Linked DNA regions of Homo sapiens: regions 1 and 3 are each linked to region 2. Evidence: chromatin contacts called from ENCODE Hi-C or POLR2A ChIA-PET data. All regions are on one chromosome and are shown on one strand. Each heading gives the region's core, a stretch centred on a gene start or an enhancer-like site at or near the end of the contact. The rest is flanking DNA. Distances are from core to core; before and after follow the strand shown.

What was found. Hi-C counts contacts between places; a loop is a spot of excess contacts on that map. ChIA-PET counts read pairs that join two places held with the same protein, here RNA polymerase II (POLR2A). Pooled maps may share reads with other maps.
Region 1: a pooled map shows a loop between it and region 2 (9-fold over the local background). The contact joins the promoter of ZNHIT3 here to the promoter of AP2B1 in region 2. A Hi-C loop is called at or near these places in 13 of 50 pooled maps. POLR2A ChIA-PET finds 5 or more read pairs at or near these places in 3 of 52 experiments (OCI-LY7, activated B cell and activated CD4-positive, alpha-beta T cell).
Region 3: a loop to region 2 is called in a map of ascending aorta, with 7 times the contacts of the local background. The contact joins the promoter of PIGW here to the promoter of AP2B1 in region 2. A Hi-C loop is called at or near these places in 4 of 168 maps with a recorded cell type or tissue (Caco-2, ascending aorta, naive thymus-derived CD4-positive, alpha-beta T cell and 1 more), 2 of 37 single-sample maps with no recorded cell type and 17 of 50 pooled maps. POLR2A ChIA-PET finds 5 or more read pairs at or near these places in 4 of 52 experiments (A673, activated B cell, activated naive CD4-positive, alpha-beta T cell and 1 more).

The regions. Positions count from the first base shown.
Region 1 is chr17:36,484,527-36,488,820 of GRCh38, reverse strand. It overlaps ZNHIT3 (zinc finger HIT-type containing 3), which reads right to left and starts at 2,140. Exons shown (of 5, transcript NM_004773.4): 1 at 2,036-2,140; 2 at 1,855-1,886. The coding sequence starts at 2,121. It overlaps LOC105371749 (a long non-coding RNA gene), which reads left to right and starts at 2,142. Exons shown (of 3, transcript XR_934710.4): 1 at 2,142-2,234. RefSeq lists an enhancer at 1,486-2,419.
Region 2 is chr17:35,584,239-35,588,910 of GRCh38, reverse strand. It overlaps AP2B1 (adaptor related protein complex 2 subunit beta 1), which reads right to left and starts at 1,589. Exons shown (of 22, transcript NM_001030006.2): 1 at 1,483-1,589. RefSeq lists enhancers at 1,073-1,182, 444-1,643, 1,613-1,782 and a silencer at 1,413-1,532.
Region 3 is chr17:36,533,527-36,538,024 of GRCh38, reverse strand. It overlaps PIGW (phosphatidylinositol glycan anchor biosynthesis class W), which reads right to left and starts at 3,038. Exons shown (of 2, transcript NM_001346754.2): 1 at 2,433-3,038; 2 at 1-931. The coding sequence starts at 923. MYO19 (myosin XIX) reads left to right here and starts at 3,157. Exons shown (of 26, transcript NM_001163735.2): 1 at 3,157-3,264; 2 at 3,921-4,072. RefSeq lists an enhancer at 3,791-4,466.

The sequences.
Region 1 (4,294 bases), core at 891-3,390, 900 kb before region 2:
ACATGAAGAAATGATTATTTGGGGCGAATATGCTAATTACCCTAATTTGATCCTTAAACATTGTATACAGGTATCGAAGTATCACACTGTAACTCAAATTGTATGCAATTATGTGTCAATTAAAAACAAATATTAAAAAGAAAAATCAACCAATAGGAGGCTTTATATAAATAATGGTCGTACCAACTATATAATGAAATAACATACAGTCCTTTAAGTCAGTGAGCTAGAACTTGTATGCACTAGTCTTTATTTTTAATTTTTTTAATTTTTTTTTAGATGGAGTCTCACTCTGTTGCCCAGGCTGGAGTGCAGTGGTGCAGTCTTGGCTCACTGCAACCTGCGTCTCCATGGTTCAAGCAATTATCCTGCCTCAGCCTCCTAAGTAGCTGGGATTACAGGCGCGCACCTCCACACCCAGCTTATTTTTGTATTTTTAGTAGAGATGTGGTTTCATAATGTTGGCCAGGCTGGTCTCGAACTCCTGACCTCAGGTGATCCACCCACCTTGGCATCCCAAAGTGCTGGGATTACAGGCATGAGCCACTGCGCCCAGCCTGTATGCACTAGGTTTTAAAAAGTGCCCAATATATAAACTCAAATGAGGATGTTGGGTACAGTCTCATTGCTGAGATTCTAAAAGCTAAAAAAAAAAGTTCTATATATTGGTACAAGAGTGGAAATAAGCTGAAAGAATCTACATCAAGCTTTTTTTTTTTTTTTTTTTGAGACAGTCTTGCTGTCTCCCAGGCTGGAGTGCAGTGGTACGATCCTGGCTCACTGCAACCTCCTCCTCCCAGGCTCAAGCGATCTTCCCACCTCTGCTTCCTGAGTAGCTGGGACCACTGGCACAGGCCACCACGCCTGGCTTTGTTTGTTTATAGAGACGGGGTTTCGCTATGTTGCCCAGGCTGGTCTCAAACTCCTGAGCTCAAATGATCCGCCCGCCTCGGCCTCCCAAAGTGCTGGGATTACAGGCGTGACCCACCGCGCCCCACCTACATCAAACTTTTTTTTTTCTTTTTTTTTCCAGACTGAGTCTGGCTCTGTAGCCCAGGCTGGAGTGCAGTGGTGCGATTTCGGCTCACTACAACCTCCGCCTCCCGGGTTCAAGCGATTCTCCTGCCTCAGCCTCCTGAGTAGCTGGGATTACAGGCGCGCACCTCGCCCGCCTAATTTTTGTATTTTTAGTAGAGACGGAGTTTCACCATGTTGGCCAGGCTGGTCTCGAACTCCTGGGCTCAGGTGATCCACCCGCCTTGGCCTCTCAAAGTGCCGGGACCACAGGCGTGAGCCACCGCGCCCGGCCAGGTCACTTCTTTTTAACTGTACAAAAGTGTGTTCACATCATACACAGAACTTACTTGGTTCTTTTTTTCTCTTAACAAATCAAGGACGTCTCCTTGTATTGTACATGGACTTACCTCTTTGTTTCTAACAAGACATTATTTACACGAGTGAAAATACTGTTAAAGTTAGCGCAGTTTCAGCCAAATGGTGAGGGGCTACATCAGAATACTGAGGAAGAAACTGCTAGGGTAGACCTCGGTGGGAAAAGCAATCGGAAACTATTTCTAAGCAAAAAAGAGTAACACGCAGAAGGAGAAGCGGGGTAGAAGAAAGGCTACTGACCAAAACCCTGAGAGCGATTACAGGCAGGGACAACAGAGGGAACTGTCCGACACACAGAGACACCAGGGACCAAGTCAGAGGAAGCAAGGTTCCTGCAGAACCCGCGGAGACCCGAGGCGGGAAAGGAAGCGCAGCCCAAGGGTCCACGCCCCCAAGACGGAGGCTGGACGTGGGGGCTGCCCCGTGCGCAGTGGTACGAGGGCTGGCGGGGACGGGGCTCACCTTTGTGCTTCCGGAAGCAGACTACCGAGCAGCTGTAACAACAGAGGCCACAGGCCGCGTCAGCCCCGAGGGTCCCCGGCCCCTCCAGCAGCCCGCCCGCTCCCGCCCGGCCTCCCGGCCTCCCGCCCTCCCGCCATGGCCGGACACCCGCGCCCCTGGACCCCGCGACCTCCCCGCTCACTAGGGCACGCGGCAGGCTGGACAGCGGTATTTGGGCTTCTCCAAGCAGATCACGCAGACGACGGTGCTACATTTGAGCGACGCCATGGTTTTGTGGAAGGAGACTGTTCACTGCGCCGCCGCGCGCCTCTCACGCAGCCGCGCCCGCGTGCACGCCCCTTTTTCCGTTTCCTAAACGGGGACCAATCAGCGCTCAGCAGGTAGGCAAAAGCAATGGACTGATCCTGCTCACTGTTCCAGCCCTCGTACTTAGAGCGTCGATACACTCGATGCGCATCTATTAGCTGCGTCCCAGGTTTTCCTTGATTAGATCACAGCGTCGAAGAACTTGTTATGTAGCCCAGTCCCTGTCCCTATGCGGCCGTGTGGCTTGGAGCAAGCCATCGACACTGTCCAGGTGTGTTGCCCCGCATGTAAAAAAGAAAACAATACATGGAACTAAACGTCCTTTACTTTCTGGCTGGGACTTCCTGAATCTTGCAGGGACATTGGGGTTCATCCGCCCATCTCATCTGCTTATTCTTGGCAAAGGACAAGTCCAGACATTGGGCGAACCAGAATCGGTTGGATCACGCAGTAGACAGGAACCTGCCCTTCCCAACCTAGACCATTTTTCACTGGGGAAAGAAAGATGAGCCTGAACAGTGGCAAATGTTTGAGCTCCAACTGTGAGCCCTTCCGGGCTGGGGACCCCCCGGGGTCTTCTAATGAAGAAGTCGTCTCTGTCCCCTGGGAACTAAATGCTTAGAGTGAAAGTAGGACGGGGAAACGGGGAGGAAAGAGACTCACTCTTAGAGTCCTGCCGTCGCTACCCTGCACCTGCACGCCCCTGAGACTGAGTGCTTCTTAAATTTTGCACTCTAGGCTCCTCACACCTCCCCCTAGTCCCGGAAGCTAATTGACCAGGAAGCAGGCCAGTGACCACTAGTCCCAAGACGGGGATCCCAGGCAGATGAGTCTGGATAGATGGGCTATGATGGGACTTGAATGCCACCACAAACTTTAGGTTTAGAAAAAGTAATGTTTTTTGTTGTTTGTTTTTTAAGGAAATTTGCTTGCAGCTAGGCATGGCCCAGCCTTACCTTAGCTCCCATCCTACCTGCACTGGGCCCTCCCAGGGCCATAAATCACCCTTACTCCCAAGTGCCTCCTCTTCTGTGTTGGCCGTTCAGCCTTCAGGGTCCCTCTTCAATAAAGGTGTCTGCAGGGATGTATCTGCAACAACCGAGGCAGTGGTTTGAACCTTGGCTCAACCCCCTCCCTGGCTGTGTGACCTGGAGGGGTTGGTTACCCCCTCTGAGCTCCCTCATCTATTAAAGTGGATGTTTGGGCCTACTTTCCTGAGCTGTTGTAAAGCAGAGAGGAGACCATGTGCAAAAGTTTTGTAATCAGAAGTGCTACCTGATATCTAGAAAGAGTCTTAACTCTCATGGATCTCCGTCTGGACCGCATGAACATAGGTCCCAGGCCCCAAGCCATGCTCTCCAAAACAGTTCTGCCGCCTGCTTCTTGAGTGGGAGGTGAGTAATTATCCTTCCTTTGGGCGTGGCGACCCAGTCCAGTCCTCAGTGCTGAAGCTGCTGGGCCCTCTGGCCACCTGCCTGTCCTGCTTGCAGCTGCCCCAGCCTCCAACTTCTGCCCAGGACCCAGCTTAGAATCCAAAACGGGTCCACACAGGCCCAGTAACCCGCAGCGTTCCTCATATTGTTCAACAGTTGTACCACTGATGATTTGAACTTGAAGCATCCCAGAAAGTCCAAGCTTACCTGGGAAGGCCAGAGAAGGCCAGTGACTTGTCCAGGGCCATATTTAAATCCTGTGCCAAGTCGGGCATGGTCGCATCAGCCTGTAGTCCCAGCTACTTAGAAAGTTGAGGCTGGAGGCTCACTTGAGCCCAGGAGTTCAAGGCTGCAGTGAGCTATGATTGTGCCACTGCATTCCAGCCTGGATGACAGAGAGAGAGAGACCCCGTCTTAAAGACGAAAAATTTAGGCCAGGCGCAGTGGCTCACGCCTGTGATCCCAGCACTTTGGGAGGCCAAAGCAGGCAGATCACTTGAGGCCAGGAGTTCAAGACCAGCCTGGCTAACATAGCAAAACCCTGTCTGTACTAAAAATAGAAAAAATTAACTGGGTGTGGTGGTGCACGCCTGTAATCCCAACTACTAGAGAGGCTGAGGCACAAGAATCGCCGGAACTCTAGAGGCAGAGATTGTAGTGAGCCAAGATCATGCCACTGCACTCCAGCCTGGGCGACAGAG
Region 2 (4,672 bases), core at 340-2,839:
TTTAAGGAAAGAAAGAATGAAAGAACTGGACTTCCTTGAGTTTCTTCATACACAGTCAGAATATTAGATTTATATTGATTTTACCACCCAGCTTTTAGTGAGGATGTTTGCATTATACATCATCCTTTCTGCTTCCTTGAAAGTTTCAACGGCTAAGATACTGCAAACAGTTCTCACCTTACCAGCACGCTTAGTCATCACTGGAATGTCTTAACACGTTTTCTTATAGAGCTGCACCTCCTTCATCTGCTGCTTTCTATTACTACTTTGTAAGTGTACCCTGAGGCTAAGCAATTGAAGTATACAAGGAAGGTAACTAATCATTTAAATTGATTCTCATTGAGACCACCTTCTTTCTTAGTCATTCTGCCTTTCTAAGCTTAATGCATTTACTTTCTTTTAAACCACAATGGTTATGATAAGTCTTTGGCAGTTTTCAAAACATTTTTTCTTCTCAAAAGTCAAGTTTGGCTGGGCGCGCTGGCTCACGCCTGTAATCACAAAACTTTAGGAGGCCGAAGCGGGAGGATCGCTTGGGCCCAGGAGTTCGAGACCAGACTGGGCTACACAGTAAGACCCTGTCACTAAAAATACAAAAATAAAATAAAATAAAAGTCAAAAGTTTAATGAAGCATCCGCGTGAGTTCAATAAAGGCCTGTCCCCCCCCACCCCACCCCTCCAATAGAAGACTACTCTTGAAAACAAGCAGCATGAACAAATGATTTGGATTCAAATGATAAGGAAATAACAGGACGTTCCAGTTTCTTTACTTTCAGCTTAATCTACAGCCTTTCCCAAACCAGACCATTACTGCAGAGCCCAGAAAAAGAAAAAAAAAAAAAAGATGCTGGGTTAAGATTTGCCCCCATTTGCTTCCCCCTCTCTTACATCGGGTCAATTCTGGAGGTTACTCTTTCCTTCCTCCAAGAGTAAGGAATGCCTCTTCTTTCCCCAGGTGGTCAAGATTCTAGCGATATGCTCCTCCATTACGGAGCAGGGAAGAGGTTGTCTCTTACCCTCAAGTTACCCGAGAGACGACGTTCGCCCATCAATGAGCAAACCTTTGAGGGAATCCCTTTTCCCTTTGGCTTGCTGGACACGTCTCAGCCTCTCAGTGAACGACGCCGAGCGGGGAAGAAAGACGGTTCCCCCCACGGCCTCCAGGCTCTATCAGCCACACCCCTGGCCTCTGGTCCCCCTAAACCCTCAATTCCGAAACACATCTTCCCCTCCTGCCCCCAACTACCTGCTGCCACACCCGAGGATTCCCTCACCGCACCACAGGCATCATGGTAGAGACCCTTTCTCCAACCTTTTCCCTCTCAATGGTCACACCCGACGGTTCCCTGCATCATCAACGGTCACGCTCTTAGGATTTCCTCGCCTCCGCCGGTCTCCGACCCAGCCTGGTGTTACCCTTCTCTCCGTCCCCGACCCCGTCAATTAGGGACACACCCTAAAGGCAACCGCCCTGAACTCACCGGAGGCGGAGGCGAAGGCGAGGGCGGGGGTGGCGGCGGGAGCCGGAGAGCACAGCCCAGGTGGTGGTGTAATGGTTTCCTGCCCGTCACGATTCTTTTCTAGGTCTAAGCCACTGCGCAAAACCCACTTTGCCAGGGACAAAGATGGTGGGCAGGAAACTCTGACGTCAGAGAACGTCGCCGCGTGACGTCATCGGGGTGCGCGGTAGACCTAGAAAGCCTGTGATCTCTTGTCGCCTTCCAGACCCAAAGATTTCCTTTGGTCCCGGCAAGCTAGCCCATCTGGGCCTCAGAGGATGTTAAGTGGCTACTCCAAAGGGATATATTTTAAAAAGCTGACAATGGATTTGTTTCCTCGCACAGAAATTCTCTGAAAAACGTAAACATAGAGATGATGAAATATCCTGTTCCTTTCTGAAAAAACAAAACCCCTCAGCTCATTTTCCTTCCAGGCTCAAGGGCGGACAATGGTGATATAGCCCAGGCCTATATACGGGCAGTGGGGCTAGAGGATAGTGCTGCACGTAAAAGAGGTTGAGGAGGCATTGGATGTGAGTTTGAATCCCTACCCTGAATGTGACTGAGACAGTTAATGTCTCATCAACCTTCTTATCTGTGAAATGAAGACAATGATAGTATCTCTCTCGGGCATGTGAAGTTTAAACCAGATAAATTAGGTAAAGTGCCTAGTATATAATAGGTGTGCTTACACAAAAGTAAGTTTCTTTCGGACACTAAGAGCTAGATTCCAGGACCTGGAACTGGAGAACAAGATTGATGATGTTAAATGAACTAGCTGTCCCTAAGGTTAATTTCAGGGTGTAAGGAAGGATGGAGAGCAAAGTGATGATTTTTCTCACATTTTGCCTATGAACTCTGTGAGTCAAAAAGTGTTTCAGTATTTTAAAACTTCATTCTTAAAAAAGTGATCAGAAGTACATTAAAATTTTGTATAACATACTCATGTATTATTATTTCCTCTGTTATTAAAATAGGGGAATAGGGGAAATTAGAAAGCCAGGTATAAGGTGAGAGAATGCAAACAGTTATGGTAAATCAGATAGCTGCATAATGTTATAGAATATTTTATGACAGAAAATTCATAAAGTGTTAAGCAAAAAAAGGACACCAAACAATACAGTATACAGTATGACTATATATGTATAGAAAAAAAAGGCTAGGATAGGCCAGGCGTGGTGGCTTACACCTGCAATCCCAGCCCTTTAGGAGGCTGAGGTGGGTGGATCACCTGATGTCGGGAGTTTGAGACCAGCCTGGCCAATGTGGTGAAACCCTGTCTCTACTGAAAAAACAAAAATTAGCTGGGGGTGGTGGCACACGCCTATAATCCCGGCTACTCAGGCGGCTGAGGCAGGAGAATGGCTTGATCCCAGGAGGTAGAGGTTGCAATGAGCCCAGATCTCGCCACTGCACTCCAGCCTGAGTAACAAAGCCAGACTCATCTCAAAAGAAAAAAAAAAAAAAAAAGCTTGGATATTCAGCAGAACGTTAAAAGTGGTTATTGCAGGATAGTGAGAGTTTTATTTTTCTTCCTAATATTTTTCTGTATTTTTCAAAGTGTTCTACAATGAACATGTATTTATTTCTATGTTGGGATGTGCCTTTTAAATCATATTGTTGAAAAATATGATACAGAAAAATGCTTTGAAATAAGAAAAAAAAAAAGATACAAAACTCTAAATCCAGAGGAGTATATATACCTATTAGTGGTTCCCTCTGGGTGCTGATTACAAATGTTATCTTCTTTATATTTGTTTTATTTTCCATTCCTTTCTCTGAAAAATGCATATATTTTAAGGAAAAATGAACCAATACTATTTTCAAAATATAGCATCAATCCGAAAGCTTTTCCAACTTCATTCTCTTCCACTTTTGGGTGAAAGTATGGACCAATCTCCCTTCTTTTCACCTTTTGGGACCATCACGGGCTCATAATCTAATGGGAGACCACTCAGGAAACTGTTGACATGATCCAGCCACACGATGATGGTGGTTTAAACAAATAACTGTTGATATTTATTATGATTTTATGTCAGTTACTCTGCTAAGTACATTTTTACATCCGCACCACCTGATAACCAAGTAGGTACTATTACTTCCTCTATTTTAAGAGATACAGAGAAGTTAAAAGGTAGAATTAAGATGGCTGGGCGCGGTGGCTCACGCCTGTAATCCCAACACTTTGGGAGGCTGAGGCGGGCAGATCACGAGGTCAGGAGATCGAGACCATCCTGGCTAACATGGTGAAACCTCATCTCTACTAAAAATACAAAAAAAAAGTAGCAGGGCGTGGTGGCGGGCGCCTATAGTCCCAGCTATTCAGGAGGCTGAGGCAGGAGAATGGCATGAACCTGGAAGGCGGAGCTTGCAGTCACACACACAGACACGCACACACACATACACACACACAAAGGTAGAATTAAGATTTGAACCCAGGAAGTCTGACACTAGGGCTGATAAGGCTTATGTTTTAGGTTAGGGCAAGGGAGGAACGGTGGTACTAGTCACTGAAAATAGGAAAATATAAGAAATGGCAGAAGTTTGGGGAAGAATAGGGAGGTGATGAGTTCATTTTATACGTTAGGTTAGAGTGAAGATCTCTACCCAAGAGGTACTTGATTATATGTGTCTGAAGATAAGGAATGATCTGGAGTTAAATTTGTGAACTGTGAGCATACAGATGATAATTCAATCTGTGGGCATGAACATTATTCATGAAGAATGTGGAGAGTGAGTGCTTGGGGTAGAAACAGATAAACCCAAGAATGCAAAGAGGACTGAGAAGGAGTAGTCAGAGAGGTAGGAGGAAAAGCAGAATAGTATATTTTAGGATGTTTTCAGAGTTTCATGAAAGTAGGGACTATACCAATCTGTTCACTCTTGCACACATGAGGCTAGCCCCATCACACACACACACACAAATTAATATATGTTGACTAAACGCATAAATAAGTGATCAACAATATTAGTTGCCATAGACAGGAGAAGGGCTAAAAAGTGTCTACAGGATTTAGTAACATGGAGGTATTTGATGTTATTGCTGAGAAATCAGTAGAGATATGAAGGCAAAAGTCATACTGCAGATGTTTGAGGATGGATTAGAAATGAGGAAATAAAAACAGGAGTTGCAGATAACTCATAAGAAAGTATGACCAAAGAAAGCAGAAAT
Region 3 (4,498 bases), core at 1,789-4,288, 950 kb before region 2:
GAGATTATTCCTTCGCGGTTGGCATTTAATAGACCAACCCGTGTGCCACTACCATCAGTGCCATATAATATTAACCTCTTCAGTGAGGTAAAGTCAAGGGCTAGCTGGTATAATACAGTAATGCCGAGGGCAATAATCCAGGACTTATTTAGGGGAAAAATAATCAACAGCAGTGGTGTTATCAATTTCACAACTATTATGGTAAAGAAAAAGTTCCAGTGAACTCCATACTCTGTTAAATGTTCCTGATAGCCTATTGATTTTATAATGGCTAATCGTCCGATTCCTAGGAAGACTAATGGCCAAACAGAGTACAATGAGTTTGTAAAGTAATGCAATTTGGACCCTTCCATATATTTTCTCCTCCTGACCTCTAGACAAACCATTGCAGACCCAAAAACAAAGCCACCTACTCCAAAATCCATTGCTCCTGTCCCATAGAGCTCAGTTTTGGCAAATCTTCTGGGAAAAAGTGGGAAGTCCACAGCCAAAATAGCAATAGCAGTAAACGCACTGGTAATTACACGGAAACAGGAGATGGCTGGATTGTATTCTGATTCTAGACTGATGTTCAAGAATTTTTCAAGGATTTTTAGGAAAGGCAGTCTGGCATAGCAGGTCCTCCTTCGGTATATTTGATACAACAGCCCTGCCCCAAAGATAATTACACCGAGAAGCTCAAGGAGGATAAATGAAGCCCAAATGGTCAAAGTGGCTACCATGGGAACTATTAGGACAACAAAGTCAGTGAGGAATCTAGTTTTCCAGGTAGGTGAAAAAGAACACAAGTACTGTGAGAAAATGATCAGGAACCCTCTGCACAGGATACAGAATGCAGGAAAGCACAATCCCTGGGTGATTTCCAGCACGGTGGTTCCATTGAGGTTACTGACAAAAGCTTCCTTCATCTGCTTTTCAGACATTTTTCTTCCTGTGAAAACAAGAGCAAAGGAATGGATTTGTGAAAAGCAGCATTCTTGTGTAATTAGCATACCTGGCTTAATTTTACTCTTATTACTAGATTTCAGAGCAGAACTTTGGGCCCTAATGAGTTCACCTAGGATTTGTGATTCCCCTTCCAAGGATTGTGGGAAGAAGCTTAACACTAATGTGTTCAGATAGAAATGTCATACTAATAATATTAAATTATTGGTTACAAAGCTTCAGCTATTCCCTGTACAAGACAGACTCACAAAGAAAGTGAATTTGGGGCCAGGCGTGGTGGCTCACACCTGTAATCCTAGCACTTCGGGAGGCCGAGGTGGGAGGATCACCTGAGGTCAGGAGTTCGAGACCAGCCTGGTCAACATGGTGAAAGCCCGTCTCTACTAAAAATACAAAAATTAGCCAGGCGTGATGGCACCCGCCTGTAATCCCAGCTACTTTAGAGGCTGAGGCAGGAGAATCGGTTGAACCGGGGAAGCAGAGGTTGGAGTGAGCCATTGCACTCCAGCCTGGGCCACAGAGTGAGACTCCATCTCAAAAAAAAAAAAAAAAAAAGGAAAAGAAAAAGCAAAGGAAAAGAGAGCGAATTTGGGATATAAACTCTGAGAATGGCATCATAGGCAGATGGGAATTTCTATTATGGAGCACAGTACGTATCATGAAGATTCTTTGATGCAAATTGAATAGGATTTACTAATGACCTTAAAGCAAATTCAAACGCTAGGGGCCAAGTACATTTTGAAGTTGGGGGCCTTGGTTCCAGTTCAGAGCCTCTCCAAACCTACTGCCTTGGTACAAAACGTGACCCCTGCAGTGATTTCTGGATCCCCAGGCTGCTCCTTTCCTCATTTACAGACAGCTATGTTTTCAGGTTAGGATGGAAGTAGGTACGGTGGGTGCATTAAGAATGGATGTATAGCACATACTAGTGTTAGTTGCTCTTTTATTAAGGGTTGTAAAACACCTCTGAATGCCACACATCATTGTCTGAAAAACGGCATACTGGAAGAACACATTTGTTGGTTAAACATGAACCTAGAGTTTCTAAATGTACCATGAGCTGAATAAGTAAGTGAATGCATGCGTGCATTATGGCCTGTCTGGAACCTGTGACAATATCTCACAGTAACCAACTCAAATCAGTTGACCATTAAAAATAAAAGTCCTAGCCGAGAGAAGTGGTTCATGCCTGCAATCCTAGCGCTTTGGGAGGAGAGAGGATCGCTTAAGGCCAGGAGTGAAAAAAAAAAAAAGAAAAATTAAAAATTAGCTGAGCGTGGTGGTGCGCGCCTGTAATGCCAGGCTGAGGCGGGAGGATCGCTTGAGCCCAGAGGTGGAAGGCAGCAGTGAGCCGAGATCGCGCCACTGCACTCCTACCTGGGCGACAGAGCGAGACTCCGTCTCTTAAAAAATAAACATAAAAATAAAAAGTCTTTTTCCTAACAGACGCCCGACCTGGCCGCGCCCTACCCGTATACCTCACGTACTCCAAATGGTGCCGGCGCCCCCAGCAGACGGTCTACGTGGGAAGGGCAGCCGGACTGCCGCTGCACCCGCCAAACCACGCGGGAACCAGCCGCTTCCGCCTCCCGCGCGGCACTTCCGGCCGACGCAGGCAGCTGGCACTTCCGGGCCGGCCGATTCCGCGCGTCTCCGCCCATCATGGCGCTCGTGCCAGTGTCCCGTGGGCTACCCACTCCTGTCATGTCCTTTGGGCTGGTGCAGGCCAGATCTTCTAGGGCCGTAGCCCTGAGAGGAGCGCCTGGAGAGGAAACGGCGCGCCATGCACCTCACACGGCCCCTCAGACCTCACGGCGAGGCCCTATCAGGGTAATGGTGTCCGCCGGCCTCGCACAACACTCCGCCGCACTCGCACAAGACTCCGCCGCGGCGACCTCTACTGAAAGACCCCCAGTCCTGGTGTCGCCCGAAGGCCCAGGAAACCGTGCTTCCGCGCTTCTCCCCCAGAACGTGGGAAGCTGCCGCTTTACCCTCATTTTACCCCAGGGTCGCAAAACATCTCACCGTAGTTGAAGCCAGCAAGCCGGACCAGGCGTCCCGGCCAAGCCACGTGCGCGCCCCGCGCCGCGAGTGCTCGCCCCGCCCCTAGGGAGGAGCCGGCCGACCCCCGGCCACTTAGCAGTGCCGCAGCCGACGGGGTGCGGTTCGGCGCTCCCAGGTTCCTTTCCTCACTGCACGCTCTTGCCCCTCCTCTTTTCTCTCCTGCCCGTGTTCTTCCCGCCGCCTGACCTGGCCCGCCCGCCTTTCCAGTCTGGCCGGGCGGGGGCCTGAAGCACGGCGGCTCGGGCCGTGGGACCGGTGAGTGTCAACCCGAACCTATATCTGAAGCCCTTCAGACGCGGAAGGGGCTTGGGAGGCCAGTTTGCCCCGCAGCGGTGAGGAAGAAGTAGGCGTCTCCACCTCCCCTTCCAAAGCGCCGTTTCCCTCCTTTTTGCCTTTTCCTTTTGACCCTCTTGTGTCTCACGAGGGGGTAGCCCAGCTCTTGGCTCTTGCTTGAAACAAGTCTTTCTTGATCACCCTCCACCTTTCCACCTGGCCGGCAGGGGGCGGCCTGGGGGGAGAGGGTCCTTGCTCCACTCTTCGCCCAGCTGAGGACCCCGGGAGGGGGCGGCTGGTCCCGGGAGGTGTCAGGGCAGCTGCGCCCTTGGCTGGGGTCACGTCCACCTTCCTGGGAAGGACATACTCTCCCCGTGCCAGGTGCTTCCGGAACGGCATCCCAGCCCTGGGTTTGCGGCACGACGCCCGGACCTTGAGTCCCCGGTTCCCGCCGGGAACCTGGGGGCGGAGCCAGCTGGACTGATGAGATCCTTACCCAGCGCTTCTCAGCGTCTGCCCTCCCACTGTCCTCCATGCCTAGAAAGAAACAGTCTGAGAAGGAGGGACTGGTGATCAGGTTGCCACTTGCCTTGATTCGGTGTTCCATTTACTCATTACCGTCTCCTTTCTGCCCACAGTGTTCACACCCTTTCCAGAAATTCTTGGCTGGTAACCGCGAAACCGACTGGAGCAGGAGCTGGGAGAACTGGAGAAAACTGCTCTAATCTCACTTGACTCCAGCTAGGAGCTGATGCTGCATCGTAATAACATTTGCAGAGCGCTTTCACAGGTATTAGCCCCTTTAACGCTTCATTTAGCCCCGTGAGATCTGGATATTATCACTCCGTTTTGTAAACGAGGAAACAGAGTGAGGCTTAGTTCTTGGGTTCTGTGCCAGGGGCCTTGGGTTTTGGATTCAAACCCCAAACCTGTTGTGCTGCCCCTCTGGACCTATTGCTTGAGATGAGTTCCCAGTTGAAAGAGCTTTGTTCTCTGGAGCCCTCTGCATGGCTGTCCCTTGGATGGGGTACAGTCAGTGTCCAGGGTCAGGATCTTTTAGGGCTGTAGCACCACACCTTAAGTGGTCCAGCACGGTCCTGATACCTGTTTCCGCCTCAATTGTCCTTTTTCCAGCTTCTATGGAAGTCCCTATCCCTGGGTTCTTTAAAGACTTGATGTATTCAGAGCCTCAAGAAAGTCTCCACCAGGGTTAATC